Regions from separate parts of the Homo sapiens genome. Here region 2 is linked to region 1. Evidence: chromatin loops called from intact Hi-C (ENCODE). Cell type or tissue: endothelial cell of umbilical vein. All regions are shown on one strand. Each heading gives the region's core, and the rest is flanking DNA. Links, peaks and the distances in the headings are about the cores only. Region 1 overlaps PDLIM3 (PDZ and LIM domain 3). Region 2 has its middle 13 kb from the start of SORBS2-AS1.

What was found. Hi-C counts contacts between places; a loop is a spot of excess contacts. Peaks named below come from ENCODE experiments on the same cell type or tissue, not always from the same donor. Only the 100,000 strongest peaks of a DNase experiment are listed, where the experiment ranks them.
Region 2: a loop joins it to region 1, with 5 times the contacts of the local background. A loop is called at or near these places in 3 of 110 quality-filtered maps.

What each region holds. Positions count from the first base shown.
Region 1 is chr4:185,503,434-185,520,076 of GRCh38, forward strand. It overlaps PDLIM3 (PDZ and LIM domain 3), which reads right to left. Exons shown (of 8, transcript NM_014476.6): 4 at 10,837-10,904; 5 at 4,866-5,129; 6 at 3,089-3,219; 7 at 1,042-1,153. Among named protein-coding and RNA genes, the nearest start is that of PDLIM3, 24 kb to the right of the region's middle. RefSeq lists an enhancer at 10,255-11,454. In endothelial cell of umbilical vein, for the core only: no CTCF peak of the experiment used is centred there; a DNase peak (open chromatin) is centred at 10,218; H3K27ac peaks cover 1,735 bases.
Region 2 is chr4:185,566,133-185,582,775 of GRCh38, forward strand. No RefSeq gene overlaps it. Among named protein-coding and RNA genes, the nearest start is that of SORBS2-AS1, 13 kb to the right of the region's middle. RefSeq lists an enhancer at 1-5,346 and a silencer at 4,229-4,406. In endothelial cell of umbilical vein, for the core only: no CTCF peak of the experiment used is centred there; a DNase peak (open chromatin) is centred at 7,939; H3K27ac peaks cover 1,446 bases.

The sequences.
Region 1 (16,643 bases), core at 5,651-13,650:
TTGGTCTCACGTTCCTCCTTTTGCCCTAACCAGGCTTATCCCCCACTGCCTTCTTGGGATGTATCCTGGCTAACCGGACAGAGGACACATCAGTGTGTGAGTTCATGGCAGGAGGAATGGAATAAGGGAATGGGGACGTGGCCACATGGCACGAATGCCATGGAGATGTTAGAATTATCTTGGTTGACTTGATCCTGCACTAGCAAGTGTGGCTATTTAAACATAAGGTCCCTGCCGGGCACGGTGGCTCACACTTGTAATCCCAGCACTTTGGGAGGCCGAGGCGGGTGGATCACCTGAGGTCAGGAGTTTGAGACCTGCCTGGCCAACACGGTGAAACCCCCTCTCTACCAAAAATACAAAAATTAGCCAGGTGTGGTGGTGGGTCCCTGTAATCTCAGCTACTGGGGAGGCTGAGGCAGGAGAATCGCTTGAACCTGGGAGGTGGAGCTTGCAGTGAGCCAAGATTGCGCCACTGCACTCCAGTCTGGGTGACAGAGCAGGGCTCTATCTCTGAATAAATAAAAGTTCCCTTGTAATGGAAGCTGACAGTTTTTCAATATTTTGTTTCAACATTTGTGTAACTTACACTGGGTAAGGATAATGTATTTTAAGTAACATCCTGTTGCCTGTATTTGTTTCCCTGTGTTTATACAGAGGAGGATACTATGTATACTAAATGTATACACAGTTCATGTATGCATTTACTAAACACTATACGTTAACAGGGGTGGGGGAGTTTAAAGTGAAGTCTTGATTCTTAGACGTGACTTTTCAACATACATTTGGGCATCTTTTTTTTTTCATGAGAATCTATCTGAAATTGTAAGTCAAAATTGCTGACTCATGTGATGTGACAATTTGGAGGTATATCTAAGGAGTGACAGTCACAATGTGCTAAATGTTGGGGACCTTACGTTTCAAGTTGATGAATAGAAATTTGGTTTTCACAGTTGCCTTTAGTCTATAAAGTCTTAAAGGAGAAGAAATGAACTGTCGCCAAGCTGTATCGTAAATTCCAGGGTTAAAAGTGAAACTTACACTATGCCACTCCCACATTTGTCACAGAGCGGCATCCTCTGTGCCCCGCCTGAACCGCCATGGACTTTCGTCACCGGAGCTCTCACACTCCGCGTTCCAGCCGGACGGTCATCTGAAAAACAAAGCGTTTCCATTTATGGCTAGGGAACAGCTGGCCGCAGCCTGTGCTTGGCTTCTATTTTAAAGTGTGCACTTTAACCTGAAGTTGCATCTGCACCGTCATTCCGAGAGGGGCAGGACTGATGCAATCATAAGGGACGCTGTTCTGAAATAGGGCATTATAGAATGGAATTAGTGAAAACATTTATTTTGTTGTGGTTGGAGGAAACTGTTACAAAAACGCTCAAAGGAGCAGAGGGCATTATTATTTTTTATTGTAGCAAAATATACATAAAATTTACCATTTTCACCATGGTTAGGGGTGCAATTCAATGACATTAGGTACATCCAAAATGTTGTGCAAGCACTGCCAATATCCACCTCCAGAACTATTTCTTCACCTCACAGAACCTCTGTACCCATGAAACAGTAACTCCCCACCCATGAAACAGTAACTCCCCGTGCTCCTGCTCATAGCCCCTGGTAACTTTCATTCTACTTTCTGTCTCTTGGATTTGCCTATTCTGGATCTCTCAAATAAATGGAATCATACAATATTTGCCTCTTTGTGTCTGGCTTCTTTCACTTCACATAATGTTTGCAAAGTTCATTCATGGTGCGCCGTGTGTCAGAATTTAATTTCTTTGAAGACTGAATACTATTTCATTGTATGTGTATACTACATTTTGCTTATCCATTCATCAGTCAATGGACATTGGGTGTTTTCCCTCTTTGGGCTATTGTGAATAAGATAAATGCTGGCATACAGGCTGGGCGTGGTGGCTCACGCCTGTAATCCCAGCACTCTGGGAGGCCGAGGCGGGTGGACCACGAGGTCAGGAGTTCGAGACCAGCCTGGCCAAGAGGTAAAACCCCGTCTCTACCAAAAATACAAAAATTAGCCGGGCGCGGTGGTGGGTGCCTGTAATCCCATCTACTTGGGAGGCTGAGGCAGAAGAATCACTTGAACCCGGGAGGCAGAGGTTGCAGTGAGCCAAGATTGTGCCACTCACTCTAGCCTGGGCAACAGAGCAAGACTCCATCTCAAAAAAGAAAAAAAAAAAAATAAAGAATCTGTTTGAGTCCCTGCTTTCAAGTGTTTTGGGGTATATTCCTAGGAGTGGAGTTGCTGGATCACATGGTAATTCTGTGTTTAACTTTTCCAGGAGCTGCCATCCTCTCCCAGGGTTGCTCTATGTTACCTTCCCATCAGTAATGCACAGGGTTCCCATTTCTCCATATCCTCACCAATACTTGTTATTCTCCATGTCTGCCACAATAGCCACCCTAATGGGACATTTTGCATTTTTGTGTGGCTTTTAAAGGACAGTCTATATCTTTTGGGCATGGAGAAGCCTAGGTCAGGGCAGGAGCCCTGAAGATGACGGGAGTGGGCTGGAGACCCAGGTCTGTGGCTCACTGGCTATGTGGCCTTTCACAAGGCCACCCGCCCATCTCTCAGCGTCTCATTTGCTAAGTAGGGCAAATAATAGGCTCACCTCCCCAAGTTCCTGTGAGGATTACATGATACTGTATGCAAAATACTTTGCACAGAACATGGAACACAGTAAGGGTTTTTAGAGCATTGTTTAGTTTTTGATGATGGTGATACTCCAGAGTGTGGGGGGGAGGCTGAGAAGTTTGACAACATTCATTTAAAATGATATCTCATGATTTGTAAGCTGAGCTAGCCCTTGACTACCATTAATGCAATTTGTCTTTGGTGTCCTTTTGTGACTTCACTTGGTGGCTACTTGGACATGTCCTGGAATCTCCTTTTTTAAACGAGGCACCATCCATATCCTATCCTTCTGAGCAAAAATTCATTTGGCTCCCAATGAAAACCAAGTTTTAGACTTTCATTCCCAGTATGTTTGCTGTCGTCCCCGTCCCGCCCCCTGCAGTGGCCTCTATCAATACGTTTCAGCAGGTGTCAGCGGCTGCTCACCAGAGCCATCGTCCACCATTCCCTGGAGCACTCTGAAGGAGCCCGACTGGCGAGGCTGTGTGGGCTCATTCCGATTGTCGTGGAGCATCCGGTACACGTCCGACTCGGGGGGCACCGAGGCTGTGGGCTCGCTGAAACACAGGCACGGCGGGGAGCATCGTCAGGTGCTGGGAGGCACCAGACGTGCAAGAGGCCAGAGACATCAATACTCAGCCATTACTCTATGCACAGCCACTCCTGAACAGAGGTCTAGTATTTTCAAGTGAATCTCTAGTATAGTTAAAAGCATAATGTGAATTCAAATGGCTGCCTTGGAAATGTCATTGAACAACAAATCGGGGAGTCACACCCACACTCCTCCACTTGGCAAAATACTTTGGAAGGAAACTAAAAGATAATTGTCAGGAAATAGTAATTAAGAAGAACAAGACTTGAGTCTGATGGATACATAATGATAGATGTGAACAAAATTAACTTTTCCCAGAGAAAAGGCAATATACACATGACAGAAAGTGCAGCAGTGAGCACTCAGATTATTCTCAGTCATCAAATTGTCGGTAAAATTCACATTCACTTTTGATATTAAACAAAAAGTATATGGTTTAATATGTTTTTAGTTTTAAGGCTAATTTGTTAACCCCTGGAAATAACAAGGGTATCATTTTACTTGTAAATTCTAGAAATTTAACCTCTCAGGGTTTGAAAGCCTGTAATGTAGAAACTTACATTTTTATATCTGCTATAACTGACTGCACTGTCTTTTAAAAATAGCCATGTTAAAATTCATTTACAATAATGACAGCAGCTTTAACATGCTTTCTACAAATATATTCATAATAGACAATAAAGAATTTCATAATACTATATGTTAAGCACTACTTTATTATTTTATATCATTTTATTGCATTATCTAGAAAACATACTATCTGTAATATTTTTATTCCCTATGTCATATTTGCAAATGGCTTTGAGATATCTTACACTACTATTAGTTCAATGTGTTCATCCCAAGAGATAGCTTTGGGATATCACTATTTAACACTCTGAAGCATTATAATAATTTAATTTATAAATAGTGATTCTGTAATAGTGAAAGAAGCAGTAAGATTTTATCCTATAATAAATCTTTTTAATCAAAATCTTTATGGCAAAAGTACTGTGAACAAATAGTTATAACAAAGAAAAAATTAGTCAAAAAGAGACCAGCAAAAATTAAATATCTACATTAACAGCCTGAGGGTATTCACCTAAAAACCTTTATGCACAATAAACATTGTAAATGAGTAAATAATGACCTCTCCACAAGCTGCTATCAGAAGAGAGAAGAATCATCTCATAAAATTCCTCTAAACCTCCCACCTCCTTCCTAATTTTTGATCCCCAAAGGACAGACATAGGGTATACTAGATTATAAATAACTTTGAGAAGTATTACACCAGATATTTGTAAAGTACATTGTAGCTTTCGAGAGACATATACATTTGGTCCTTACCTGATTTCATTTTATTGCTATCTGACACATAAAGCTCTACAGATAATTCCTCAAATCACCTTTATCACCAAGCCTAGATATTTGCAATAAATCCTTAGTATTTTAAAAAAGCTTTTCACATAGCTTTCTTTCCAAGCCTAGATATTTGCAGTAAATCCTTAGTATTTTAAAAAAGCTTTTCACATAGCTTTCTTTCCATTAAGACAATGTTAAAAGACACCAGTAAAGCTGACATTGCCCACGTGTTTAGTTAATATGCCCATGGTTCAAAGAGACTCATATTACCTCATCAAAGGTGTTTCCCCTAGGGCTGTTGAAACCTGACCCTGGAGTGTTTCCATAATATTGTCATCTGAGTACAACTGCATAGGTGTATTAAACTGAGCATGTACAATCTTCACACCAGGAAGTTCCATTTCCAAAGGAATGTTAGGGGCCAGCTTAGCCGCAACTTTCAAGTCACCTGGGCAAATGGTACTAACAGTACTGACAGAAGAAGGGGTGCTGCGTCCACTGCCACAGTCAATCCCGGAGGGAGTGCTGCATCCACTGTGTTAATGGATACACGTTACACAGAGATGGCACCGGGAGCCAGACAGTCCAGACAGAAGAACACAGAGAACACGTACAGAGAGGTTAAAAGGAATTGAAGACAAAAGTGAGAGGTGAATTACATCAAAATAAAACCAAATCTTGATTTGTCACTAGAATTTATTTATAAAGGGAAGACGGTGAAAAATTCATGATTGAAAAAAGTTTAATAAAATTAAAAGGTACAGGTGATACTGCATTTTTTGGCTCTGTTTCACTAGGCAATGTGTAATTTGAGGGTTACATGTAGAAAAGTTGTATATGAAGTAGAAAAGATGCAGCTATCCTCACTTTTTAAAAATAGGCCAAAGACTTTAAAACTGGTCAATATCACAAGTGATGAAGGAAAATTACATTGGCTGGACATCCTTTTACATTTCTGAAGTGCAACATTTAAAATTAAAGTTTTAGTGAACACTGAATATGCAGCATGAAGATGCAATCACATATTTGGGCTCAACATTTCAAAATCAGAAGTATATTTCAGTAATACGGTTGAACTTTAATTGAATAGTAATTGGTAACTTGTAGGTTTTATGGTACAGATTATGTTTTAAGGCTATCTTGTAAATATTTTGTTACTATTTTAACATTTTCTATTTTTACTCTTTAGTTCTGTGAGGAGTATACTTTAAGACAATTGTTCAGTGGTTTAATACAAGCCCTAGAAAAAACCAATAAATGCTTATCACCTTGAAATTAATGATTAGAGGAGAAATAAGGTGGTGTTTCACTCTTTCGATGCTTATATTTCTTACATAGCTATTTTATGCACAATTTCAGAAGCACGCATCTATTCCCAGGCATATTTCCCTTTTCCTTTTAAAGATACATTTCAGGGACTTATTAAAACATCAAAGGCCAGTCATGCACATCGAAGAACTAGGGAGATTGTACATTCTATTTGGAAACTGGATAGGGGTCAGTTAACAACTGACATGCTAGTGACTAAAAAGTCCATTTTTCCACATGCATGAGAGATACCAAGAGATTTTTGTAAAAAAAGCATAGTCATTTAAGACAAAGCAAAAAGAAATATTAGTATTAATGTAAATATTTATCATACTTTCCAGTTAGTGTTGCTGTAAGCTCAAGACAGAGAATGGATGTATATGGTGTGTTTACCGCTAAGTCAAGATTGTCTCTGGTCTCAAGTATGGCCCCATATCTGCATTTACTCTCTAGAGGTATTAATGCTAACTTCAGCCCATATAAAGATAAGAAACCAAAAGGTATTGAGCAGTAACTTTCTCTACTCCAGCAATGTTGCAGCCGGATTAGTCTGGAGAACTCATGTCACTAAATGGGTTTAAATTTTTTTTTTTTTGTCTTGTGCTATCCAGTTTAACTACCTACATAACCTAAACCAGACAGGTGAATACCAGCTTGCTCCTTCACTTCCTGCCTTTTGAGAACCTATTGAAAACCCAATCTGTACATTGTTTAGATCACATACCAAAATATCAAGTGGCCTATTCACCATTTTTGTACGATCTATAGTGACTCTTGAAATGGACTTCAGCTGGTAAAAGAATATGAGTACATTTTCAGTTGTAGTGCAGTTTAGTCAGGATCATGTGGATTTAACCTGAGTGTAATGAAGCTTATGAAATCAGTTTAGGGATTTGAAACACAGAGTTAAATCCTGGGAGACTTCGGCCTCCCAGTAATGAACCTACTCAACAAGCATTTATAACTACTCTCACCCTACTGTGTGCCAGACATAGTGCCCGTACTGGGTAGATAAACAATGATCAATTTAGAACTTTTACTTATGCCATGTTTTATAGCGGTTATTAGTAATATTTTTCTGCTATAAAAGCCATGTATAACTTTTGACTCCTCCAAAACTTAACTACCAATAGCCTACTGTTGAACCGAAGTTTTACAGATAAACAGTCTATTAGCACACAAATAGACTACTACCTATGTGTATTGTATACATTCATGGCAAATCTTTTTCTTAATTTTTTTGATATTTCAAGGCTACCATTAGTGACTTTTTTCAAATTGTCGCAAATCTCCAAAAATTTTTCCAACATATTTATTGGAAAAAAAATCCACATATAAGTGAACTTGCACAGTTCAAACCCGTGTTCTCAGGGTCAACAGTATATGCATATGTGTGTACTATGTAATTTTAGTTAAACATGCATTCCCAGTTCCTTTATCAATCAGGCCCATGTCTATTAAATAAATGAGTAATGAACCCTAAGCAAACAAGAATGAACTTTTATAAATTTCTGGGCCAATTTAAAAAGATCTTTTAAACTGATCCTTTAAGTAAACGAGTTTTCATGGATTCCAGTCACTGTGGATATCACTGGGGATAGCACCGTGGGTCACCACGACCTGTTCCTGATGACCTGGAAAGGCAGGTGCTAATGAGATTTTCTGGGGTTGACTTAGTGACTTGGCAAGGCCACTTGTAAGGTTGATAACACACTCAATTACTTCATGCCCAGATACGTCATTTGACAGATTGCTAATTTCTCTGGGGTGTGTACAGACATTTTGGGGCATACTTCCGGAAGCAACTTGTCCAAAAACCACTCATAGGATTGCATTTTATCATTTGGATCTAAAATACCTTACATATGTATTTAATTGTAGCTTTACCCTTAAAAATTTTACATATTTGTATATGAAAACACCAGTCTTTTAAAAGGCTTCAGTTATGATGAAATAATCAAAAGAACTATAGCTAATGGTAAAACCCCAGGGAAATTGAGCTGTTAACAATTTAGCATGTCCAACTTACTACTTTTTTTTTTTTTTGAGACAGTCTCACTCTGTTACCCATCTGGAGTGCAGTGGTGCAATCTTGGCTCACCGCAACCTCTGCCTCCAGCTTCAAGTGATTCTCATGCCTCAGCCTCCTGAATAGCTGCAATTACAGGCATGTGCCACCATGCCCAGCTAATTTTTCTATTTTTAGTAGAGATGGGGTTTCATCACGTTGGCCAGGCTGGTCTCAAACTCCTGATCTCAGGTGATCTGCTCACCTGGGCCTCCCAAAGTTCTGGGACTACAAGTGTGAGCCGCCATGTCCAGCACTAGCATGTCCAACTTACTTTTGATTAAAGAAGTTCATTAACAGTGTAGTTACAGGGTGACTATAGTTAACAACAATTATTTGTATATTTCAAAATAACTAGAGGAGTGGATGTGGAATGTTCCAAAGCACAAAGAAAGTTACTGCTCGAGGTGATGGATACCCCCAATTACCCTGATTTGATCATTACATATTGTATGCATATATCAAAACAGCACACGTACCCCATAAACATGTACAAGTAGAATGCACCCGAAAAAAACTACATTTGTTTTAAAAGTTAAAAACAAATCTAGTTGTAGGCTGGTATGCAGCCACTCACAATTCCACCTTGATGAAGAATAGTTTGGTGGGAACAAAAAATTCAGAAGTTATAGCAAATAGTGAGGAGGGACAGGAAGAGAAGGAGGATGTTGGGGGCACTCTTATAATTCTTTTTTTTTTTTTTTTTTTGAGATGGAGTCTCACGCTTGTTGCAGTGGCATGATCTCAGCTCACTACAACCTCCGCCTCCCAGGCTCAGGCGATTCTCCTGCCTCAGCCTCCCCAGTAGCTGGGATTACAGGTGCCCGCCACCATGCCCAGCTAATTTTTTGTATTTTTGGTAGACATGGGGTTACACCATGTTGGCCAGGATGGTCTCGAACTCCTGACCTTGTGATTCGCCCACCTCTGTCTCCCAAAGTGCTGGGATTACAGGTGTGAGCCATCGCACCAGGCCTTATAATTCTTTAAGATTTGTGCACTGGCATCTGTTTTTTAAGCAAACCTTCTCATTTCTGTTTCTCTCCTTCTCTCTTCCAAATTCAGCTACATTAAAAGGTGTGATCTTCAAATGACAACATTATGAGTGGCTTGCCATTATCCCTATGTTTAAGTTAAAATGAAAAATTTTTTTAAAAGGTGATTATATACCTAGGATTCTCTGACTTTCCTGACTTTTTATAAAATTAAATGTTATAGGTTTTTAGTAAAGGCAGGATATGTGTTACTCTAACGTATCACTTTATTCAAGCCTTCTGAAGCCCCAGAGCTTGTGTGGGTGGACTCAGTCACACTAACCTGAAAAGAATGCAAGTGATTAATTTTACTATGCTTCTTTGGGAAGTTGTATATATTCAACAGTAAAATATCATATCCTTTTAACTTTAAATCCAGTGTTTTGTTATTGGGGTTGGGTTGGGGTGGGGAAGCTGTTGAAAGTGGAGAAACGGAAAAGATGCAGATGAGAACAGAGTATGAACGAGGGAACACATAGAGAGAAGCAGGAGAGGACACAGAGCTGCCAGCATCGGGAGCGAGACGGCTCTGGACTCTTCTTGCCACTTGCTTGGGAAATGTTGTGCACCCTCAGGATTTGATTCCTTTATCCAGTGAGCATTTATTGGGCATTTATTTTGTCTGTTTGTAGATGGTCGCTTATTGAGCATTTATTCTGTCTCATTTCTAGGTGCTGGGGGTATAATGTTGAGCCAGTCAGACCAGGCCCCTGCAGACACTGAGCTCACGTTCTAGGGGGGGGAAGATGTGTTTGCTCATGGTTGCCTTCTTAACGCCTTTCTCCTGCTCCTCTGGTCCAGGGCTCCTTTCTGGATCTGATATCACAAGAATTGTCTGGCATATTTTGAGACAATCACCTGGCTCTGCCTGTAGCTTCCTGAAAGGTCTGGACATGGAAATCATACATAAGGGATGACCTGCTATCCGCAGCTTATGACAGGAGTCATAAGCTCGGGTGTCTAGAGGGGCCAGGAGGTCACACATGTATGAAAATGGGCCGTGTCTCACACACTTAAGAGTGATGTGCATTTTGACAAGATGGTGAGTTTAAATGTTCTGTCTAAAGGCACTTAAATTCTTTTTTTTTTTTTAAACAAAAGAATTAAATAAAACATGCCTGTGAAATAAATCCACCTATGGGCCATCAGTTTGCAACAGCTGCGGTAAATCATATTCAATGTTCCTGTCGGAATCAATCCGGTCTAACCACCAGCTTCCTTCCTGTGGGCTGACTGGCTTAGCTGAGGTCAGAAGGATGGAACAGAGGTTTCCTGAAGTCACTGTTTCCTGATTTGGCAATACAGGGCATTATTTTCTTTCCCCTTAGGTTGGAGTTCAATTTCTAGAGAAGATATTTGAAAAGGATGATCTGAAGATGATCAGTTTCTCTACTGAGAGACGAGAAGGAAGAGCTTGCTCCTTATCATTCTGGCTTGTTCACCTGATTCCTTCCTCCTAACCGGGGCTGGTTTCCATGCTCGCTCCTGCTGGCAGGGCTTTCCTGACCTGGGATAGACATACTGACTGCCCGACTCAAAGGTCACAGTGTTCTGGATGGGATCCCCAGAGCCTCAGGGGTGTTCGCTATAAATACACGTGGTGATTGCATACAATTTCACAGCTCTGTCATCTTGTCAATATTTACTCTTGGAAATGCAAGTTATTTGGCTTCTGTTCTCTGCCAAGTGAGTTTGTTTCTTTTTGCTTTTGAAATAAGCTTCGCAATGAGAAAAGCCACTCCAAACATCTACCAGTTACTTTTCTTGATGATTAGTAAGAACTGATTTAAGAAGCATGCACTGCAAACTCCACAGTCTCAGCGCTTATGACCTGCTTCGGCCCGGGATCACGAAAGGTTTGGGCCGAATATTATGCTTGTGTTCAAAGTAGTTCCCGTCCTGTGAAAACAAAGCGTTAAAAAGGCCCTCAGTGGAAGGCGGACACTGTTGCAGATAAGATTAAACGAACGATAGTTGTACAGGGAGGATCATTTACCACCAACTACTGTCATAACTAAGAAAGGCGATGACGGGACCAGGACGATGTCTTCTTTCCAACCATCTATCCGCTAAACGGTCAGGCACTGGCGGATTGGACCCCACAACAATTAGAACATGTTTTAGATGCTTGTCTTTAAAAGAGAAATCTGATAGTGCCTTCAGGAAAGTAAAAATAAAACAGCAAGAGCTGGACTTTTGAAAAGAAAAGAAACCATGCTATCACTGTTAGGTACACTGTGGCCAGAACAGAGCCGGATACTTACTTTTGAGGTGAGCTAGGAATGAGACCCCGCAGCTGTCCGTGAAGCGCATCTTGTATATTGCTAGTTGAATAGAGCCCAATTGGCGAGTTATAGGAAGCGCTCACTACCTGTCTTTTGTCATCAATGTTTGCAGCTGCAACAAAAGGCTGGGCCCTTCTGTTGTGCGCGGTACCAATGGGTTTGAATTCCTGTACAATGGCAGACAAAATACACAGCCACACAGCGCACAAGAAAGCCATTAGTGAGCGAAACCAACAGCATCACTACTGTTAATAAAGGCATCTTTACCCACGACGAGATTGACGGAAAGATTAGAGGAGGAGTTAGCCATAAACTTTTCCATGGTTTTCTCTGAGCTTTACATGTGCTATATTCACCGATCAAATGTTAAGGTGAAAAGGAACTGACCTTATTTAACATATTATAAAATAATTTAAACATTGCACCTCTTATCTGCCCCTGACTTCTTCATCTATAGCTTTAAGAAATTCTAATGACTCATTTGAATACAGACATTTTGTGTCAGAAATGGGATTTTTGGCTTGAAAAATATACTTAACGTTTTCTCAAGTAGAATTTACATATGGTTTCTCTTCTATTGATACATTGATAAACTTTCCCCCATTTTGAGACATGAGGGAACAAAACAAGGAGAATGAGCATTTACGAATAATTAGCTACACTGAATCATTTAAACTAAGCCAGGTGAAAACTCGTTTTTGAAAACACCTTTTAACAAAAAGTTCTTAACTTGGATTAAGCTATAATCTTAATTTTAGAAAACACAAGTGAGAGACTCTTTTTATGAAAGCGGGAATAACATATACAACCCCTCCCTTTATTGTAATGATTTCATGTTGTGTGTTTGAAGACCTCTTCATGTTTACTCTAGTCCCCAAAAGATTAAAGTCAGTAATTCAGAGAGAGAAAATGTGTATGGTTCACAGGAGGATTTTCACTTTATTCCTTGGGAAAAGGACCAAACAGCAGAGTCCTCAACCCTGAGTTTGAAACATGTCTGAATGATCTAAAATCCTATAATTTTTTTTTTTAACGTGGGAATCATGTTTTCCAGTTTTTGTACAGATTTATAATTTTGTAAAGCCTTTAAAACTTTTTTCTTCTAAGCAACAGAAGAAAACCAAAAGGGAATGCTCAATTACAGGTCAGCTGATTCTCTTTCCAAATCTTTTTTTTTAATATTTATTTATTTATGAGACAGAGTTTCACTCTTGTTGCCCAGGCTAGAATGCAATGGCGCAATCTCGGCTCACTCAAACCTCCGCCTCCCCGGTTCAGGTGATTCTCCTGCCTCAGTCTCCCAAGTAGCTGGGATTACAGGTGTGTGCCACCACACCCAGATAATTTTTGTATTTTTAGTAGAGACAGGGTTTCACCACGTTGGCCAGGCTGGTCTCGAACTCCTGACCTCAGGTGATCCACTTGCCTCGGCCTCCCAGAGTGCTGGGATTATAGGCATGAGCCACCGCGCCCAGTCCCAAATCTTTCTATTTGGCAGAATTAGTAAGATAAATCTTTCTAACAGTATTTTCCCTTACACATTCACATCAACTTCATTTACTTTCGTGAATGTGGCACCAGTGTTCCAGATTTGAAATCGTACAAACATATATAATTATTTGAAATAATACTGGAAAGAGATTATCGTCTTTAAAACATTAAAAGATCCTGTAATATTTAGTTTTCTCCTTTTCATTTCAGATAAGTTGTGGGTTATGCTTTTCTGTTAGAAAACAGACTGTCAAAAACAAAAAGAAGAAAAAGGAGGAGGAAAGAAAAGAGAGTGTCTCTCTTCCCTAGGTGTAAGACCAGAGTTTTTCATAGAAGATTCTTGTGCCTGAGAATATGAACAACTTCCTGTAGGGACCCCAGCTACAAAACGCTTTCTTTCAGTTCTTCTGAGTATACTCCTTCTTCTACTATCTAGGCCTATTGGCAAAGCTCACTTAAAAAAACAAAAATTATGCCAGGGCAATGGGGTACAGCTTCAAATCCTAGCCTAGGAGCCTTTGACTCCACCCACCCCAAATCTCAGGGGATCTGAGAATCTGTGATGGGGTAAAGAACAGCATTTCTCTCACCAACCTTGGACAGCATATGTTAACAGCCTCCTGAACCCAAAAAGAAGGTCTGAGTTGAATTCCATTTAGTCTATGATTTTGTAGTGTGATTGAGTTCGCTGATACCTTGTTCACTTAACTTTTTTCCTTCATAATAATGGCTCACAGCCAAGGAGTTGATTAACATTATTGTAGCTGCTCTTAGGTAGAATGACCCAAACCATCAAATGTAGCTTTAGAAAAATGCCTAATCCTAGATCCTGTGAAAATGTGTGTAGCTAAACATTTATAAATGGTGCAATCTAATTGTTTTAGCTGATTTATTAGTGAATTTGGATTGGCTGAGTTTTGTGATTAACCAGTATAATTAGCCATTATTATGGCATGAAAAACTAGAAATAATTGTAAGTAATGACAATGGCCATGATTCAAGCCTTTTTGATATGAGAGAAGACAGCACACTAATTGCCTAACTGCCTAGTTAAGTTTTGGTGGATTACAAGTCTCTCAGGCTAATTAAAGAATCAGGCAGTACTGAATCACTTAAGTTTTGTGGAGCTTAGCTTTTTTTTTTTTTTTTTTTTTTTTTTTTTAAAGAAAGTAAGGCCTGCCTTAAAGTCTTTGTAAATAGAATTGAATTAATAAAAACTAACATAATATAATGGCTTTATGGAAAATACCTCTGCCCTTATTTCTTCTTAGCCTTAAGATGATAATTAAATATAGGTAGTGTTGTCCTGTAAATAAGGCAACTTCTCTGAAAATATTTGTGCATTAATAATCTCTAGTAGAATTTCTAAATAGCAGCATGTAAGTTAATCAGCTCCAAGCAATTTCTTTGCAATTTTCGGTTTTGGTTACACATATATTGCAAAGATCACAAATGTGTAATTTGTTAAAAAAAAAAACCAACAACCTCTATTTTACATTCAGATCATAAAAGGAAGTGTTTCTAATACAGGCTGCAAACATTTTTATTTAGGCTTTGCAAAGCATTAGTTTATGGGCTTTTAGAGTCATTCCAAAAAGCACAATGAAGTGTATACACCAAAGGTTTACCAAGAAATTTAAGTGGGGCACTGAGGGGCAACATTCTATCCAAGGCTTACATCATTGTTGATGGTCAAATGTAATCAAAAGACAAAACCAATTAGAAGTCCGCTGTTCCACTTTAATTCATTTTTATTTTTCCTGGAAAAATCACAAGTAACTGAAAATGCCAGTTAAAAAAGTGTATACAACAGTTAATATAGTCCAGCTCTTGTGTTTATTCTATCTAGAAAAAACCACCCAAATAATTCTTATTTCTTAGGAATTCAATATGTAATTATTCCCTTAATGGATACATTTAAAATTTTTATTTTAAATGTTAGAGGCTTATATTAAGGAACAACATTTTGAATTAATGGAATGCTAGAGCTGCCCCAGTGAAAGCTAAGTAACTTGACAGAACTCTGCTGATGTTAAGAGGATCCAACCATGGACAGCAGTCTCCCATGTCCTTGGAATGACCTCAGACATGACAGCAGTCAAAGGCTTCACCTTTCAACTTCTTACTTGGAGACTGCTCACAGATAAAGATTCAGATAATCTTTATAATTCTGAACCATCTCCAACAGAAACAGTATGTTTGATTCATAGATATACACACATATATGTATACACATATATATTTATATATAATATGTATACATATGTGTATATAAAATCAAATCATATATATATGAAAAAATGGTGGGCATATAAGAGAAACAAACTCTATGAAGTGATCTTATATTTGATCAAGGCATGATGAAGAAATTATATTTCATCACGTTTGAAGTTTAGAATCACTTCCTCCTCATACTCACCCCTCAAATAAACAGTAAAGTCACCCTCATCATCCTTTTTTCTCCAGTGAGCAGTTTCAAGTGTTTCCCATCTCTCACTGGGAAGAGCTTGAGGAAATGGTGACTATGAAAGCTTGTTTTATATGGGCTGCCTTCCAGTTACCAAAACACTTTTTATTTGTGAAAATAAAAATGACTTTATCCCACACTCTTCTTGACTGTGTATGTAAACTCTATTATCTTCTCTGGCAAGGATGCAATCCTTTTTATGGAAATGGAGACAGCTTTCTTCTTATTTAGATAAGAACCATTTTTGTTTCTGAAAGCATCTTTCTTGTATTGTGACAGGCACAGTATACCTTTGAGTTGTTCCACTAACATTAAGCAAATATGAGGGTTATGGTTTGAGAATGTAAGCTTTGAAAAAGGACAAAGAGCTTCATTAACATACTCTTAGTCAAGAGCAACACTTCGTACTAAAAAATGGACCATTTTGTCTATTTTTGTACAGAAAAATAGAGAAAAATAGATTGTGTTCAGGATTGCATGGAAGGCATTTATTCAGGTGCTGGGAGTTGATCTAAACAACAACTAACGTGCCCTTTAAGCCTAAGATTCAAGTCTAAACTCAGAGAAACAAAACTTAGCTATTTGATGATAGCATGGAAAAATTATTATTATTATTATTTGTGAGACGGAGTCTTACTCTGTTGCCCAGGCTGGAGTGCAGTGGTGCGATCTTGGCTCACTGCAACCTCCACCTCTTGGGTTCAAGTGATTCTCCTGCCTCAGCCTCCCCAGTAGCTGGGACCACAGGCGTGTGCCACCACATCTGGCTAATTTTTTGTATTTCTAGTAGAGACAGGGTTTCACCATGTTGACCAGGCTGGTCTCAAACTCCTGACCTCAGGTGATCCACCTGCCTCGGCCTCCCAAAGTGCTGGGACTACAGGCGTGAGCCACCATGCCCGGCCACATTTTAAAAATCTAGATATTAAAATTTTATATCAACTATTCCTATAACCATATAAGAAAATGTCTCCTTAGCTTAAACCTATTCACAGGGGAAAAAAACCCCCAGAAATAAACATACTAATATTTAATATCTGTGGCTGGGCTTGGATGGTATAGTTTTTTCCCCAATAAGTAAGTGAGAAAGTGTATTTTATTCCAATGTCAAAGGTCACATAACTTACAATAAAAGTTTGACTTGGGTTGAGAAACAAAAACTCAAATTTCATATTGTTCCATGGCCTTTTGCTATTCATCTGCAATGACATCCTGAAGCATGATAATATTAATGGCATTTGTTTCTCTAACTGACACGTATTTGCTGTCCAGAAGATTGCTGTATTTGCAGAGTTGTCATTTTGATAAAAAAGAAAAAGACATCTTTTTTGCACAGCTTTGTATTACTTAGAAAAACAAAAAACCCTATAACCATAGCTTAGCTTTTCTCTCGTC
Region 2 (16,643 bases), core at 4,545-12,544, 62 kb after region 1:
AGAGAAGGAGACGCAAGGAAGAGAGTGAGAAAAAAAAAGAAGGAAAAACTTTATGATCAAAGAAAAGAGTTTTTTTCTAATACGAAAATGATATACAGCAGTTTCCTTTTCTTTTTTTTTTTTTTTTGGTTTTAAGGAGAGAAAATTTATTAGGCAAGAAAGAAGGAAGAAAGGAAGAAGAAAACGGCTCCTTCATACAGAGACAGAGGGAGGGGGGGATTTGAACAGAGAAAACCCCCAGTTTCCCCTTTTTATAGTAAGAATAAAACACATTCACTGATAACCTCTGCATACTACTGCAATAGCATTTTTGGAGGTGGAGTCCCAGCACCGTCGGAATGATCCCTGGCATCTGGATGTGTCAGCCCATCAGTGCATCCTCACCTAAAGCACAGCATGTGTGGGGTGACAACTGGGTGAAGGGGAGAATGAGCCCCGGGGTTAGACCGGGAGCCTGCCTCTGAGGCTTCCTGACCTCGACTTCCCTGGGCCTGTTTCCTTATCTGTCATGCTGCGGTGATAACGCCCTCATCACAGGGCTTCTGTGAAGATCAGAATGAGACAATGTGAGAGTCTTTTTGTTCATAACACATATTTTCACATTTGTCAGTTTGTTCATGAGAGTTCAGTTCTGAACAATGTCTCTTTATCATCTATCTTCAAGAGCGTAGTGGGAATATAGGATTAGAAAAAAATTTTTGGTTTGGGTATCTTTTCCTTCTGTTGTTTTGACTATCAGCAGCCCTGATACTTGTAGACAGGCAGTGCTTGAAGGAGAAAGATCTTGGCTCACAGAAGTTTAATCCTTTCCATTTAATGACTGTAGCTTAGCATATTTTAGTTATCGTCATTTTGGATTTCATACTATCTGGCCTCACAGAATTGCACCAAACCTGTCCTGACCCCTGATACTCTCCACAATTTTTTTGCCAGTAAACCCTGTAATGAGTTTTGTTACCAGGATGCATGATGTTTCCATGCCTACAAGTCCTGTTTTCCAAACTGGCTGTTCTCAGGCTGGCAAGAGTGAGCTGATTTCACTCCAGAAACATTTTAAACTTCCTGAAAGATTAAGTGGCTATGAGCACTCCCACAGGGCCTCTGCAGTGTTCTTTGTTAGGGTCAAGGTTCATGCTTTCTTTACCAGTTTGATGATTTTTCTGTAATTCTCTATCTGAGAGGTGATGTCTATGTGAAGGTATTCTGTAGCTGCCAATCTAAAGGCCCATTTTCCTACTGTCTCTCCTTCCTTCTAACGCTTCGATCTCCAGACACTTTGTCAGTGATTCTGGCTTCCAGAACGCCTACCTGTTCTAGGGGAACATGTAATCTGTGAACAGCCTTGGACGAGCTTCCCATGGCGTTTGACACTCAAGGCTAAAAATAGCAAGATGAGGCCTGAAGCATTCTCCAAGGAAATGAAATCGAATCACGTAACTGGATTATTCTTGGTTATCTTGCAGATATCCGCGTGACCAGACGTCTACAAATGGTGGTGAGATCATTTCTCGTCGCCTCTTAATCTGTTGGCAGCTGACTTCTGAAAACGTCTTCAGAGTTTTTTCTTTTTTCCCCAAACCAAGGGCAGCCAGCAATTTTGAAACTTTGCATATTGGATTGTCATTGTGACTTCCACAAGTAATTTTGCAAAGTTCATTTTTCTTTCTTTCCTCATTTCAGACTTTTTTTTTTTTGGAGGGGGTGGGGGTGGTTTTACTTTTTCACAGTGGTTGCTAAGAAAGAATCTTCTGTTTATAGGCTCCTAACAAATAGTGACAGCTGAAAGACAAATATGGTGCTGTGTTTGCAGGACGATGGAAGGGGGCCAGCAACCCGCAGCCTCCAGGCACACACACTCACAAGGAGGCCTTTGAGAGTGCTGCCTGGCATTGTGGGTCCACAGATTGCTTGAAATCATTAAAAAAGGCGTTTGCCTCATACTTTCAATGACAACTTATTTCCAGGGGTCCACCAGCATTGTACAAATCGATAGGATTGTCAAGTTTTTTGTTTTTTGTTTTTGGATCTCAAAGCTTTTGCTTAACAGGGGCCGAAACACAGAAAGATTTGAATCTACTTTCACAACAGCGTTCTTTGACCTTTGGGTCATACGCTGGAGTGTCATAAACCAAGAAGCCAGGGGTAGGTTCATTCATGTTCACCTTTCTTTGTTTGGGAGAATTTCCTCCATTCTAGTGTGGTCCTAGAGCAGGATGGTGGCGAATGGGCTGCAGTTTAGAAAAACATTATGCAAAGAAAAGAGAAAGTGATTGTGTCTTTCTATCTAAGGCCAGCATATAAATGGGTATTTGGGTTCTTCGTTTCATAGTTTCGGTCTGAAGGAAATGGTTACCTGGGGTAACATAGAAGACCCTGAAATTATAACTACTGAAAAGGAGGCCTAGTGGAGGTGGGCTGAGCATGTCACCCTTGGCCAAGGATCACAACACAAGGTCAGAATAGCAGTGGGTGATGCCGTGCTGATGACTAGGATGACACACAGACAGCCCAGTGGGCTCCAGGCACTCTTATAAGCACCCTTTATGCACATATCAGTACTCAACACAGCACTGGCGGGTAGGCATTGCTACGAATCCGATTTACAAGGAAACGGATGGCAGAAATACCTTGTCCAAAATACACAGTACATGGCAAAGCTGTGGTTTGAATCCAGGCGGTTTGGGTCAGACCTGGTGCTTAAAGCTCAGCACTACGCTTCCTGTCTTGGGATCCCAGTGCTTCTCAAAGCCTGAGATTTTGTTCTCTATTTCTTTCTTTTTCTTTTTCTTTTTCTTTTTTTTTTTTTGAGATGGAGTCTGGCTCTTTCACCCGAGCTTGAGTACAGTGGTGCGGTCTCGGCTCACTGCAACCTCCGCCTCCCAGGTTCAAGCAATTCTCCGGCCTCAGCCTCCCAAGGAGCTGGGATTACAGGCATGCATCACCACACCCGGCTAATTTTTGTACTTTTAGTAGAGATAGGGTTTTGCCATGTTGGCCAGTCTCATCTTGAACTCCTGACTTCAGGTGATCCACTTGCCTTGGCCTCCCCGAAGTGCTAGGATTACAGGCATGAGCCACTGGGCCTGGCCTTGTTCTCTGTTTATCAACAGCACCTCTACTTCTGGGGAGACTGCCTGAAGAGGGTTTTTCACTAACTTAGTAGGAGAGAATGCCTTTCCTGCCTCTTCTTTTCTCCTAACCCTTCTCTGAAAAATGTCTTTGTGTGTAGAATCCCGGAATGACTGGAGGAAACACATGGAACTTTGATGTGAAAAGGACATTAAAAGATTTAGTGTCAATTTTTTCAACACAACACACAGCACAGAATCTGAACTTCCCAATTCATTGTCACCATTCTGAATTTTCTTTTTCATCCCAGAAGTGTTGGATTGGTCATTTGGTTTGGGTTCTATGTCAGAAACCATTTGCAGACAAATGGCAAGGCAGGGCTCAGACAGTCCTCAGAGGGGACATTTGTGAGATTTTGATTCTGCTGGAAAGCTGAGATATGCATTTGTCTGTAGGAAACTGATGAAGCAGGGTTGTCATTGCCTTCAAAATGAAATTTATACATGGGGTTGGCCGGGCTCCTCTTTCCTTCTTATACTCCAACAGGTGATTTTGCAAATGTGACTCTGTCTGTAATTCCTTCCTGCTCTTCTTCCCCTAGAAAATTCTCGTATAAATTTTCTCTTTTCCCAACTCAGAGATACTTTATATTCTCATTCAAAAACGAACTGGAAGAGTAAAATACTAGGAAAAACATAAAAGTTCCTACAAACAAGAGACTACCCTGCACTGTTTGAGGCTGAGTGGAGATGTACTGTTCATCTTATACTCATCTCTGTCATATGATTATTTTATGAAATGCCCATGGTGTTACTTTAAAATAGAAATCTAGTTAATTAGACAGAACACAACTTCAACTAATTTTAATATTTATTGAGCGTAACATGTACATGGCAAGGATCTGAGGGTGGCCTTGGGAAGCCCCCACCTGGGCAGTGGGGGAGAGGTGGGATTGATAACGTAGGAGAGATGAGATGCATGCAGGGGCTGGAATAGAAGCCAAAAAATGCTCCGTGTAGCAGCAAGATGATCTTCTTACCAGAGCACAGAGGAAGCAGTAGGAGGAAACGGTGGACACATTGGCGAAGAGTTCAATATTTCAGCTGAATTTTGAAGGATTCATTCACTTCTATGCTGGTGGCCATGACAGGTGCAGAGCATACGGTGGGGGAAAAAGGCCCAGGCCCACCCCCAGAGCAGACACAGAGCTGCTGAGAGGACCATGAGCTGGCTGAGGACTGAGCTGGCAAGAGGAGACTGCCATGGGCAGTGATCTTCATGGCTGGAGGCACAGATGAGCTTGGATGTTGGCAGCAGGAGGAGCTGTCATTCGCCAAGAGTCCAGTCGAGACCAGTCGTCCTTGAGGGGCACTGACCCAGAGACCGGGGTCGTCAGGCCACACCCTGCAGGGGCCAGCATAGAAGGCAGCCCACACTCCCACCACTGCCAGGAGGACTCCACGGGTTTTCTCTATCCCCAGACCATCTTGGGAAGGAAGAAGGGAGGGGAGAAATCGCCTGCTAGCGAGTGTACTTGGAGCTTGATGAGTGTTTACCAAAATTAAATTGTCTTAAACTGGAAAAATCTGAGATAATATTGATCACTGAATTTGAGGGAAAGTAAAATTTTACTGCCACCATGCAGCGGGGAGTTCACAGGGACAATTGAGTGGGTTACATAGTGTATGATTCTATCTGTATGAAATATCTAAAGCAGGCAAATCTGCAGAGACAGAAAGTTGATTAGTGGTTGCCAGGGGATGGGTGAAGGAGGAGGGGAGTAACTGCTAATGGGTACAGGGCTTTTTTTTTTTTGTGATAAAAATGTTTTAGAATTAGATAATGGTGATGGCTGCACAACTTTGCAAATATACTAAAAACCACTCAGTTGTACACGTCATAGGGCTGTGGCCTGTGAATTATATCTCAGTTAAAAAATGCAAAAAGATTAGATTGGTTAAACAAAATAAGGAAGCTACCATTTTTTTTTCACACATTTGAGTAGCAGTGTGAGTAAAGTCTCATACTGCTAGCTGATAATCATTAATCATTAATGATAATCATTAATAAAACATTGATTTTCCAAATATCTGAATCTGATACCATGTTGGGTAATAGCTATATCTAACTTTACATTATTTCTACTAAAATAATAAACTTCAGACAGAACTCAATTGGTAATCAGAATTCAACTCGACTAGCACTGGAAGCAAAAAAGTACTTAGACAACTATGGAAATACAAAGCCATGCACAAAGTGTACGAACCCAACGTGAGACGACACACGTCAATCAGGTGCTTTCAGTTAAGTCAGTACTTTGCCTTTTTATTTCTTTCATGCTTTGAAGATAAGAAATGAAAAACTGTATTTTCTAACTCAGAGTGCTTGTTACAAACACACACATTGTACTTCTTACTGCCATTAAAGTTTGTACTCAGTACAAATTTTTGAATTTTGAAAATTTTCTTTCTTTCCTTTCAGGTCTATTAATATTTTTATAACAGTAAACTTGTAAGTGGAAAATATATTACTGTTATTCTGTTTTAAGAGCAAGACTAAATGCGAGCCATTTCTTTTACTGTTTCTATCATTCCTGCAGTTGGCCTGGCTGGAAGCCTTGTAGTCACCACCGACTCTACCACTTCCTTCAATCCCTAAAGCCAACCAGTGGCCAAGTCTTGCTTATTTTATTTTTGTAACGTCTGTCACGTGTATTCCCGCTCCTGCTGCCCTGATCTGGTCGATCACTTCTCCCCACCGGGACTAGGATCACCGCTGGCTCTCGGCTTCCATCTTGCTCCTCTGAAATCCCCCAGAATCACCTTCTGAAAGCTTCCTGCTGCCCAGGTCACCTCCCGCATGCTCTCCCGCTGCATTTCACTCGATTAAACCATTGTTTCCTTCTGCACCAAAGTTTATTTTCTTTACAGAGCTATGTCATTTCCCACATTTCTTTCTTTTCATAACTCTGTCTTGTTTTTGTCAACTAGAGAATTTATGATTTTAAAATCCTTTTTAGAAGAATCACCCTTTTATTTATTTATTTATTTTTTTTTTTTGAGACGGAGTTTCGCTCTGTCGCCCAGGCTGGAGTGCAGTGGCGCGATCTCGACTCACTGCAAGCTCCACCTCCCGGGTTCACGCCATTCTCCTGCCTCAGCCTCCAGAGTAGCTGGGACTACAGGCACCCACCACCACACCCGGCTAATTTTGTGTGTTTTTAGTAGAGACGAGGTTTCACCGTGTTAGCCAGGATGGTCTCGATCTCCTGACCTCGTGATCCGCCCGTCTCGGCCTCCCAAAGTGCTGGGATTACAGGCGTGAGCCACCGCGCCTGGCCGAATCACCCTTTTTTTGAAGCTTCTTGAACATTTACTGCTCACTTTCTCTGTAGAGCGGGTTATCTCTGTTAGCCGCCTGAAATCCTTTCCGGAACAAGATGGCATTTGGTGTCTTGATTATTGATCTTGGTGTCCTGTAAGTTTCATGCCCAGGGCAGGAAGCTGGGGTGCATCAGAACTGCTGCTCTCTGAAGCAACTTGAGTACTTAGAGAAATGTCATATATTACAAATAAAAATCAGACATTTTAATTCTTATCTCTATATTTTTTTTTCTATATTTTGCACTGGTTTCTTTTAATTCTCTTCTTTGTTTCAGCATCCTCCAAGTCTTCGTTCAAAGCCTTCTCCCTTTCCTGATGTCTCTCTGTTTTAGTTAGGTATATATTTAGGCTGCCTCTTTTTCTTAAATAATTTTATAATGAAGACAAGCTCTTAAGATAATTTTATTTTTCTTTTTCTTTCTTTTTTTTTTTTTTTTAGAGACAGTGTCTTGCTCTGTCGTTCAGGCTGGAGGACAGTGGTGCAATCATAGCTCACTGTAACCTCAACTCCTGGGCTCAAGCACCTCAGCCTCCTGTCAGCTGGGACTACAGACACGTGCCACCTGCCTAATTTTTTATTTTTATTTTTTTGTAGGAGATGGGGCCTCGACATGTTGCCCAGACTGGTCTCAAACTCCTAGGCTCAAAGGATCCTACTGCCTCTGCCTCCCAAAGACGTGGGATTACAGGCATGAGCCACCCGCCTCTTTATTTTGCTTTTATGAGTCAAAAACATTTGTCTCTTCTCCCTTAGCATTCATCTAAGTATATATTTTATAGGAGAAAGGCCAAGGGGAAGATCAGGGTGATGTTCAGTATTAATATACTGTGCTTCAGAAAAGGAATGACATAAGCTATTGTCCTGAGAAATAATCTCTAGAACCCTCTGTCAAATTAATCACTGAGCATAAGGGGCTCTATTCAGAGAGGTGTTTTTATAAAGCCAAGGAGACCCTGCATACCTGGCTGGAGAGGGAGGAAGGGATTGAGGACAGAGTGGAAGTAAGGAAAGGCCTGGCCAGCTTCTGGTCCTGGGGATGGCAGGAAGATGGAAAAGGAGAGGAAGGGCACACAGTAAGGTTCCCTTTGACTTCCTGTCTGGAGGCTGTGCTTCAAGGTGAGTTACTCCAAGAGCAGTCTGCACCTCAGGCACATCACAGCGAGCTGGGCAGCCGGGGTGGTCAGGCAGAAAGAGGGCTCTGGGGCTCAGCATTCTGGGGTGCCCTCGACCTTTACAGGATAGGGATGCAGCGTTGAGAAGCCAAGGATCCACAGCGTGCACAGAGTGGTGAGGGGAGCTGACCGCACAGCAGAGCCTGGATGCGAGGCTGGGCCAGAGGCTGGAGGAAGGGCATGGCAGATATTCCGGAGTCTGTAGCCTGCGGGAGCTGACTGGCTGAGTCAGCAGGAAGTGATAATCCTGCCCAGACCCAAAGAGATCAGATTACCAGTGACACCAGCCTCAGGTTTCAGCTTTGAAGGCCAGGAAACACCCAGGGAACAGGGACACAGCCCTGGAGACCAGAAGAGGTAGAGGACATCATGCCCAACAGCCCAGGTTTTCCCACCACCATAAGATGTTAACTGCTCCCACTCACCGGGGAACTATCCTGGGAAGGAAGCGGAGGAGGGGAGACTATTCGGAGAGACCAGGCATTTTTATCCTGATGAGTGATTTTTTCCTAATAGACTGCTGCCATCTTTGGAACGGATTACACTAAAAAGGATTAGACATTTGGTTAATTTTATCTCTCTCTATAAATTTCAGTTATATATAATATATATACACACATATGCTATATATTTATATTTATCATATATAGAAGAAATTGCATATTTTAGACTGATATGTGTGTAAATTATTTAACTTCACTACAAGATTTTTGTTATATTAAAAGAAATACATCTTAGTTGTAAAATGTTTGAAAAATAAAAGTATCCATAAATCACTGAAGATATGACCATAGTCAACATTTTTGTGAATAATTTTTACATCTTATTCCAGTGTATATGGATTTATTAAATAGAACCTTAAGAAATTTCTGAGATTGTACTGTTTCTGACTTATAAAATTAGAGATTTCATGGAGTCAACCTAATACATCTGGTCTAGGGGCACACACACATGCACACGTACACATACATGTACATCTATGTTCTAGGTGCATATGTATAGCTGTAAAAATAGATATTCTTCCCTTCAAAAATGAGATTATACTGTTTTATAACTTTTTTTAAAAATTTAGCAATGTGTTGTGAACATCTTTATACATCATTAAATATTTTTCCAGGAGGTCCTTTTTAAGTGATTACATGGTATTTCACAGCAAAAAGTGCCACAATGTGTTTATTAGATAAATATATCTAAATACCTGTTGTTAGATATTTAGATTTCTAATAATTATTTGATGTCATGAATAACATGGTAATACATAAACTTACAGCTAAATATTTGAACACATTGAGAATTTTTTTTAGAATAAATATATAGAAATGACATTGCTAGAACAATGGATACACAGTATTTTGAAGTTTTTTTTTTAACTTTTATTTTCGGTTAATGGGTACATGTTCAGGTTTGTTATATAGGTAAACTGAGTGTCTTGGGGGTTTGGTGTACAGATTATTTTGTCACACAGGTAATAAGCATACACCGTAGGTAGTTTCTTGTATTTTAAAGTTGATTTATCAATTTACATTCTCTTAACACTATACTGAGACAAATCTTCAATTGGCTGCCAACTTGCTAGGTGAAAAACTGTAACTGATTTTACTTTTGGTTCCTGGGATTGAATAATTATTCCTGTACTTAATAGTTCTATGTTTTCTTTATCTTTATCTTTGTCTTTTTTTTTTTTTTTAATGATCGTTTCATGGCGTTTGTTTTGTGCTGAGCTCCATATTGAACCTGCCTATATGTGCTGAGCTCCATATTGAACCTGCCTATATGGGAAGCTGAGCTCACAGTCTGGCCCCTCATCACGATCTCTCAGGCAGATTTCTAGCCTCAAAACCTTCTGCTTCTTTGAAATCCATATTCAATTTGTCATTCAGTCTGCTGCTACTTTTACTGAACTATTATTTCATGGACAGTTGAGAAATGGAAAGATCTTGATGATTAGTTGATTTTCTTCATTTCACCAACAAGGATATTGACATCGGGCCATGCTAGTAACTTTCTCAGTGTCACGGGTCATATGAGGGTCTAGTGCTGGAATCTGGGCTCCTGGTCTGGTTGTGTATCTGTCACCTCTCGTCCTGGGATGGTTCCTCAGGCCTGGTCTCTGTCAGGGAGCCATCCAAATAAATGCTGGCTGGTCGTGCTTTACCCAAGTTTTCTGCTCTGTTGCTTTTCTATTTGTGGCTTCTGTGTGTGAGATTTTTTTTTTTTTTTTTTTTTTTTTTTTAGATGGAGTCTTGCTCTCTCGCCAGGCTGGAGTGCAGTGGCACCATCTCGGCTCACTGCAACCTCCGACTCGCTGGTTCAAGTAATTTTCCTGCCTCAGCCTCCCAAGTAGCTGGGATTACAAGCAGGTGCCACCATGCCCAGCTAATTTTTGTATTTTTAGTAGAGATGGGGTTTCACCATGTTGGCCAGGATGGTCTTGATCTCCTGACCTCGTGATCTGCCTGCCTTGGCCTCCCAAAGTGCTGGGATTACAGGAGTGAGCCACCGCGCCTGGCCCTAACTGTGTTTTTATGTCACTTCCTTCTTAAAAACTGATGAGCTTACTTCCTTCTTAAAAACTGATGAACGATTCTAATATTTGTTTTATATAATATCTGCTTTAGAAATCTCTCATTGATTTTAAACATATTTATAAATGCCACATTCTGACTGTCTTCATCAAACATCTAGCTGAGAAAACTTGGGAATGCAGCCAAGAGGACCTAACACAGGTATTCACATGCTTGGTGCCAGTGAGAATCAGCTTAAAGGGGACTTCCGAAGGCCAAAAGGCCAGGGAACTAGCCTTTTAGAGCCAACTACATGCTGGACTGTTGGTATATTTTATCTTATTTACTCCTCAGATAAATATTATGTGATATTCTTTTATTACATCATTTCACAAGCTGACCAAAGTCACGAGTACAGGCCCACTTCCTTAGGAACCTAACTGAGTCTGAGTTTGGAAAATACGCTTTTCATACCATTTACAGGAGCCGCGTTGGCAAAGCAAGGCGTTCACTCTCTGATCCTTTTTCTTTTTGTAAACTCTGACTGCCAGAACAATCTTCAAATAACATGTCATTATCAGCAGCCAAAAAGGAAGCTTGGACCCTTTTGAATTTGAAGTTTGCACAGCAGTCCTTGTTATTGCTTTCCATCTTTTCTCACTGGGAAAAAATGGCTCCCGAAATAAGAATGTTCTTCGTGACTCCATTTAGAAAATTGGTCATCTCGTCTGTGCATCACCAGTGTCGAGAACTGTGCTGTGGTTTTTAGTACAGCTGTCTAGCAATTTATCTTTGATAGTGAAAGAAATACCATGGCCATTAATCCATGAACAGATGTCTGCTAAGCTTTTTGTCATATCATCTGACAGCTGACCAAAGCCATAAGTGTGTGTGTGGAAGGATGTCGGGTGGGTGGGAGGCCTGGACAGCACTCAGCTCTCAGAGTTCATAAACATTTTGAGATTTCTCCATTAGCAGGGAGAAGGAGACAAAGAGTGAGGGAGAGAGAGGGAAAAAAATATTTTAGAGACCTCATTATAAATACTTGGAACAAATAATATCAGTGTTTTTCCTAGGGAACAGGCCAAAGATAGACTTACTAGTTTCAACTCATTTCTGTCTGCCAGCCACCAAATTTCTTTGCTGAAGGGTTAGGGTGGAAAATGCCGGTAATTCTAAGGGGAAGCCTGTGCTATCAGCAACTCTGACAAGCTAACAACTGGTTAGTTTGTATAGGAGCAGCCTCTGAGGGGGACATTCTTATTGAAAAAGTGAGCAAGTCTCATGCTCCCGGTCTGGTCTATGGTACCTATCAGGTTCAGAATATCTTGATGCTTGTGTGTGACTTCTTTTGTTTTAAATGAAACACACTGTATTAAGATAGAGTCACCAAGATGAGCCCAGAGGAATTATCAAAGTCATATCTTGCTGTGTGAACAGCTTTGTGTCCCAGCCCCCAGAGGGCTTTAGTTGAGATGTTGGTGGCATTCGGTCAGGAATTGTCAAGTCTGAGCGCTTTGAATGCCAAGCTTGAGCGGAATTTTGATCTTGATATCCTGTTCCTTGTATCAAAGCTCTTCTGTTAAGAAAAAAAGTGGCCCTGGTTCAAATATGGGCTAATGTCACTGAGGAGGGGCAGAAAAAAGTGTTACTGGTTGGCATTGCATTATAGACCTAATATGATTAATATTTGTAATCCGACAATCTAATTTTCAGACCCATTTCACTTGGTTTGATTAAAGAATTGTCAGGGAATCATTAGAAAATGTATACCAGTTCCTTGTATTTTGTCCAAGGAGATTTTTCTGGGATGAGTATTATCTATAAATTCTTGTGCTTATATTTCATCATGGCCTTAACTATACTTGCACTCTGGTAAAGAACACTGATATCTCGTAATTATCTAATTAATAACTTCTGATATTATTAACTTTTTTTCTTTTTAAAGACAGGATCTTACTACGTTGCTCAGGCTGGTCTCAAACTCATCAGTCCAAGAGATCCTTCTACCTCAGCCTTTGGAGTAGCTGGGACTGCAGGCACCACCACCACACTTGGCTTCATTTTCCTTTAACATTTTAACATACAACATATATGAGTATTTACTTACTGAGTGGCAAACACTGTTGACTGAATGTTTCAATGTCTCCTCTGTCCCTTGTGGAAGGAAAACTCGCAGGCTGCTGACAGTTCCTTTGAAGCCTCAGTGTGCATTTGAGATGGCTTCTTAAAGCCAATGATTGAGAACGTATGATGAAACAAGGTAGATCAAATAGTCTGGTCTTATGGAACCAGGAGCCAGCTAGAGAGCTCGAGAGAGTCTGATTGCCTGAGGCATCCTCTGAGAGCTCTAGATATCCATTTCTTGTTTCTTTTTTGCCTCTTCAGCTCACTTTCCAAGTTGTGCAATTATAACTTGGAAACGTGCTGTGCCTTTTATTGAGGGTGTTGCCCCCATGGAAGCAGCCCTTGCAAGGCTATGGACCAAGTATTTGTGTCCCCTCCAATTCATTTGTTAAATCCTGGTCCCCACAGTGCTGCTATTGGGATGTGGGGTCTTTGGGAGGTGATTGTGTTATGAGAGCAAGGCCCTCATGAATGGGGTTAGTGCCCTTATGAAAGAGGTTCCAGAGAGTTCCCTTCTCTTTCTACCATGTGAGAACACAGAAAAAGAAGGCTCTTTTCTTTCTATTCTTTTTTTAAATTATTTTTTATTTTATGAGACAGGGTCTTGCTCAGTGTCACCTGGGCTGGAGTGCAGTGGCATGATCATAGCTCACTGCACCCTAGACCTCCTGGGCTCAAGCAATTCTCCTGCCTCAGGCTCCTGAGTAGCTGGGACTACAGGTATGTGTCATTATGCCTGGCTGATTTATTTTTATTTTTATTTTTTAGTGGAGATGGTCTCACTGTTTTGCCTAGGCTGCTTTTGAACTCCTGAGCTCAAGTGATCCTCCTGCCTTGGCCTCCCAAAGTGCTTGGATTACAGATGTGAGCTACCACATGCAGCCAAGAAGAAGGCTTTCTCTGAGGAAGTGGGTTCTCACCAGGCATCAAATCTGCTCGTGCCTTGATCTTGGACTTCACAGCCTCCAGAATTGTGAGAGATAAATGTCTGCTGTTTATAAGCCACCTGCAGACATGAGAGGCAGTAGGGAAAGTTAAGATCAGAGTTAGGGATTCCTTACCTTGTAGAGGGCCATTGCTATCCCTCTGACTCAGATAGAGCTTCTGCAGCAGGGTAGATTAATGGTAGATTCCTAGTCTATCCAAGTGTGTGCATAATGAACAATGAGTGAAAAGAGATTGCTAAATATTTACGCCCTGGGAACATATAATTTTTTCCTGCATTACTGAATATACCACTGACTGTTTTGGCTAGGGTGCTCTCTGTGTGTCTGTGTGTGTGTAGGGAAGGGGTGTCTTTGTGAAGCTATAAGCTGAACTACTCAACAGTTATCACCTATTATATCTTGTTTTTATGCAAATCCCAAATTGAGTATGGAGCTGGGGGAAGGGGGCATTTCAGTTGTCACCCTCTGGAACAAGATAGATCCTCTGCATTGATCATCCACTAGGAACCAGGGAGCAGAGAAGTGGGTGGAAGCGAGTGTCCCTGAGAGAAGGCCTGTACTAGTCTGCGTGGGCTGCCATAACCAGGTACCAGAGACTGGGGGGCTCAAACGATGGACATTTATTTTCTTCCTGTTCTGGAGGCTAGGAATTGGAGTTCAAGGTATCGCAGGGTTGGTGTATGGGAAGCCTCTCTCCTTAGGTATAGATGGCTGCTTTCTTTGTGTCTTCACATGGTTCCCTCTGTACACTTCTGTGTCCTAATCACTTCTTCTTCTTCTTCTTCTGTTTTTTTTTTTGAGACGGAGTCTTGCTCTGTCGCCCAGGCTGGAGTGCAGTGGCACAATCTTGGTTCATTGCAAGCTCCATCTCCTGGGTTCAAGAGATTCCCCTGCCTCAGCCTCCTGAATAGCTAGGACTACAGGCACCCGCCACCACGCCCAGCTAATTTTTGTATTTTTAGTAGAGACGGGGTTTCACCGCCTTAGCCGGGATGGTCTTGATCTCCTGACCTCGTGATCCGCCCGCCTCAGCCTCCCAAAGTGCTGGAATTACAGGCATGAGCCACTGCGCCTGGCCCAATCACTTCTTTTTATAAGGATTCCAGTTATATTAGATTAGAGCCCACTCAGATGACCTCATTTTACCTTAATTACCTTTTTAAATGCCCTATTCCAAATACATTCTGAGGTTCTGGGGTTTAGAACTCAATGTATGAACTTAAGGGGATGGGGACACAATTCAGCCCCTAACAAGGACTGACCCCTGGTTTTGTGTTTAAACACATGGTTACTATTAGTATGGACTAGAGATGAGAATACGCCCATCTTTTCTTCACTAGGGACATGGGCATCACTCACATTGCAGACGATGTGGGTGATTAGAGGGCACAATGGGATTCCCCGAGCAAAGCCTGATGGCGCAGCCTCACCGAGGCTCCCACTCTGAGCCCAGGCTGGCCTCGTCATCGGTGCCCTGAAGTCTGCGTACCTTCTGGAAAGCAAAGGAATCTTTCTACCCTACCCACGTGGCCTGCGACAGCTCACTAATAACTGAGCTTGCTTTGCTTCACACACCTGGCTTTTGCTGATGACATCATCGCCTCTGAGATCATCCGGGAGGGAATGGCCTCCCTGCTCTGGGCTGATCTGAGCCTCAGTAGAGATATTTTTACAATGACTGCTTTGCCCAGAGACATTCTACAGAGATCCTTGTTTATCTCTAGGCACTCGTCTACCTTGTGCTTCAGTCCACCTCAGGGATTGTTTGACTCCTTCCTAGGTGCATTCTGGCTTTATCTCCAGAGTTTGGGAGGAGAAACTGCTTTCTACAAAGGGCCTAGATCTGACAGTCATAGGGCAGAAGATGAGACCATTAGGACTGTGACTCTCAGCCTTTTAATTCCGGATTAAAAAAAAAATCCTTTACAATGATTTACAAGATGATTCTCCTAAGTAGTATGAGTTACCCTAGGGCAGGGCTTCTGACCTCAACACTATAGGCAATTTGGGCTGGATAATTCTTAGTTGTGAGGGCTGGCCTGTGTATTGTGGGTCCAGCAGTGTCTCTGGTCTCTATGCACTAGATACCAGTAGCACCCCTGAGAAGTGCTTGTATATTGCCAAATGTCCCCTGGAGGAGTGACAAAGTCACCCACAGGGAAGAAGCCCTGCGCTAGTACATTATAAAAATATGTTCAATCTAACTTTTTTGAACTATGTCTAATTTCAAAGTAAATGATCTGTTCCATCAATTTTGATTCAAAAAATTGAAACAAACCTCCAGGATGGTTTGGATGTTACATCCAACTGCAATCCACACATTCATTTCTCAGTTTAATCTCTCTCTTCCTTTAGCCATCCCTTCACTGTACAGGTGCTTTTAAAACCTGTGATGGCCTATAGTAGGAAGATTATAAGTATTATTTTCTTTTCTCTCTTCATTTCGCCTTTCCTTCCTCTACCAATTCCTCAGATTACAATAGATTTTCTAACCTGGTGGTAATTTTGTAATTCTTGCTTTGAGGTTTTGAGTTCATTGTATTTTCATGAATCCTGAGGATTGACTTAGACTTTTTCTCCTTTTTTTCATAGACCTCGCTAATGTCAAATTGACTTGAAAACATGATTTATTCACTTTATTTCAGAGTCCTGCTCAAAGGTAAGTGCAGATTATAAAACAGTATGTTCAGGCCAGGCGCAGTGGCTCATGCCTGCAATCCCAGCACTTTGGGAGGCCAAGGCGGTTGGATCACCTGACGTCAGGAGTTCAAGAGCAGCCTGGCCAACATGGAGAAACCCTGTCTCTACTAGCAATACAGAAATTAGCTGGGCGCAGTGGCTTTTACCTGTAATCCCAGCTACTTGGGAGGTTGAGGCAGGAGAATCGCTTGAACCTTGGAGTCGGAGGTTGCAGTGAGCCGAAATCGCACCCCTGCACTCCAGCCTGGGTGACAGAGTGAGACGCTGAAAAAAAAAAACAAAAAACTACCCAGTATGTTCAGTGTGATCCCATTTTTCCCTACACTGCCCACTGCCCCCAACAAATCCACATGTATAGAGAAACACTCAGGAGAATATGTTCCACACTCAAATCCATACCCTACATGGAACTCTTAGTGAACCTGTTTCTTCTTTTTGTTCCTTTATAGCTTTTTAATTTTTCCTACAATAAGCATCTATTGCTTGTGGAATTGAAAAAGAAAAAAAATGCTTGAAAAAATTATTCTCAAGCTCCCTGTGAAATCAGTGCAAGATTCAGCACGTACCCCCTGGTGTTGTTAATGGTAACAAGAGTTGTATTGGAAATGACACTTATTTTTGGAAGACACAGGGACAACTGAGTCACCCATAGTATTTTAGGGGAAAGAATGAAACAAGAAACCCCAAATGAACAGGTGAAGATTTACTAGGCAGATTTCTGTCTTGTACTGAACGTTTTT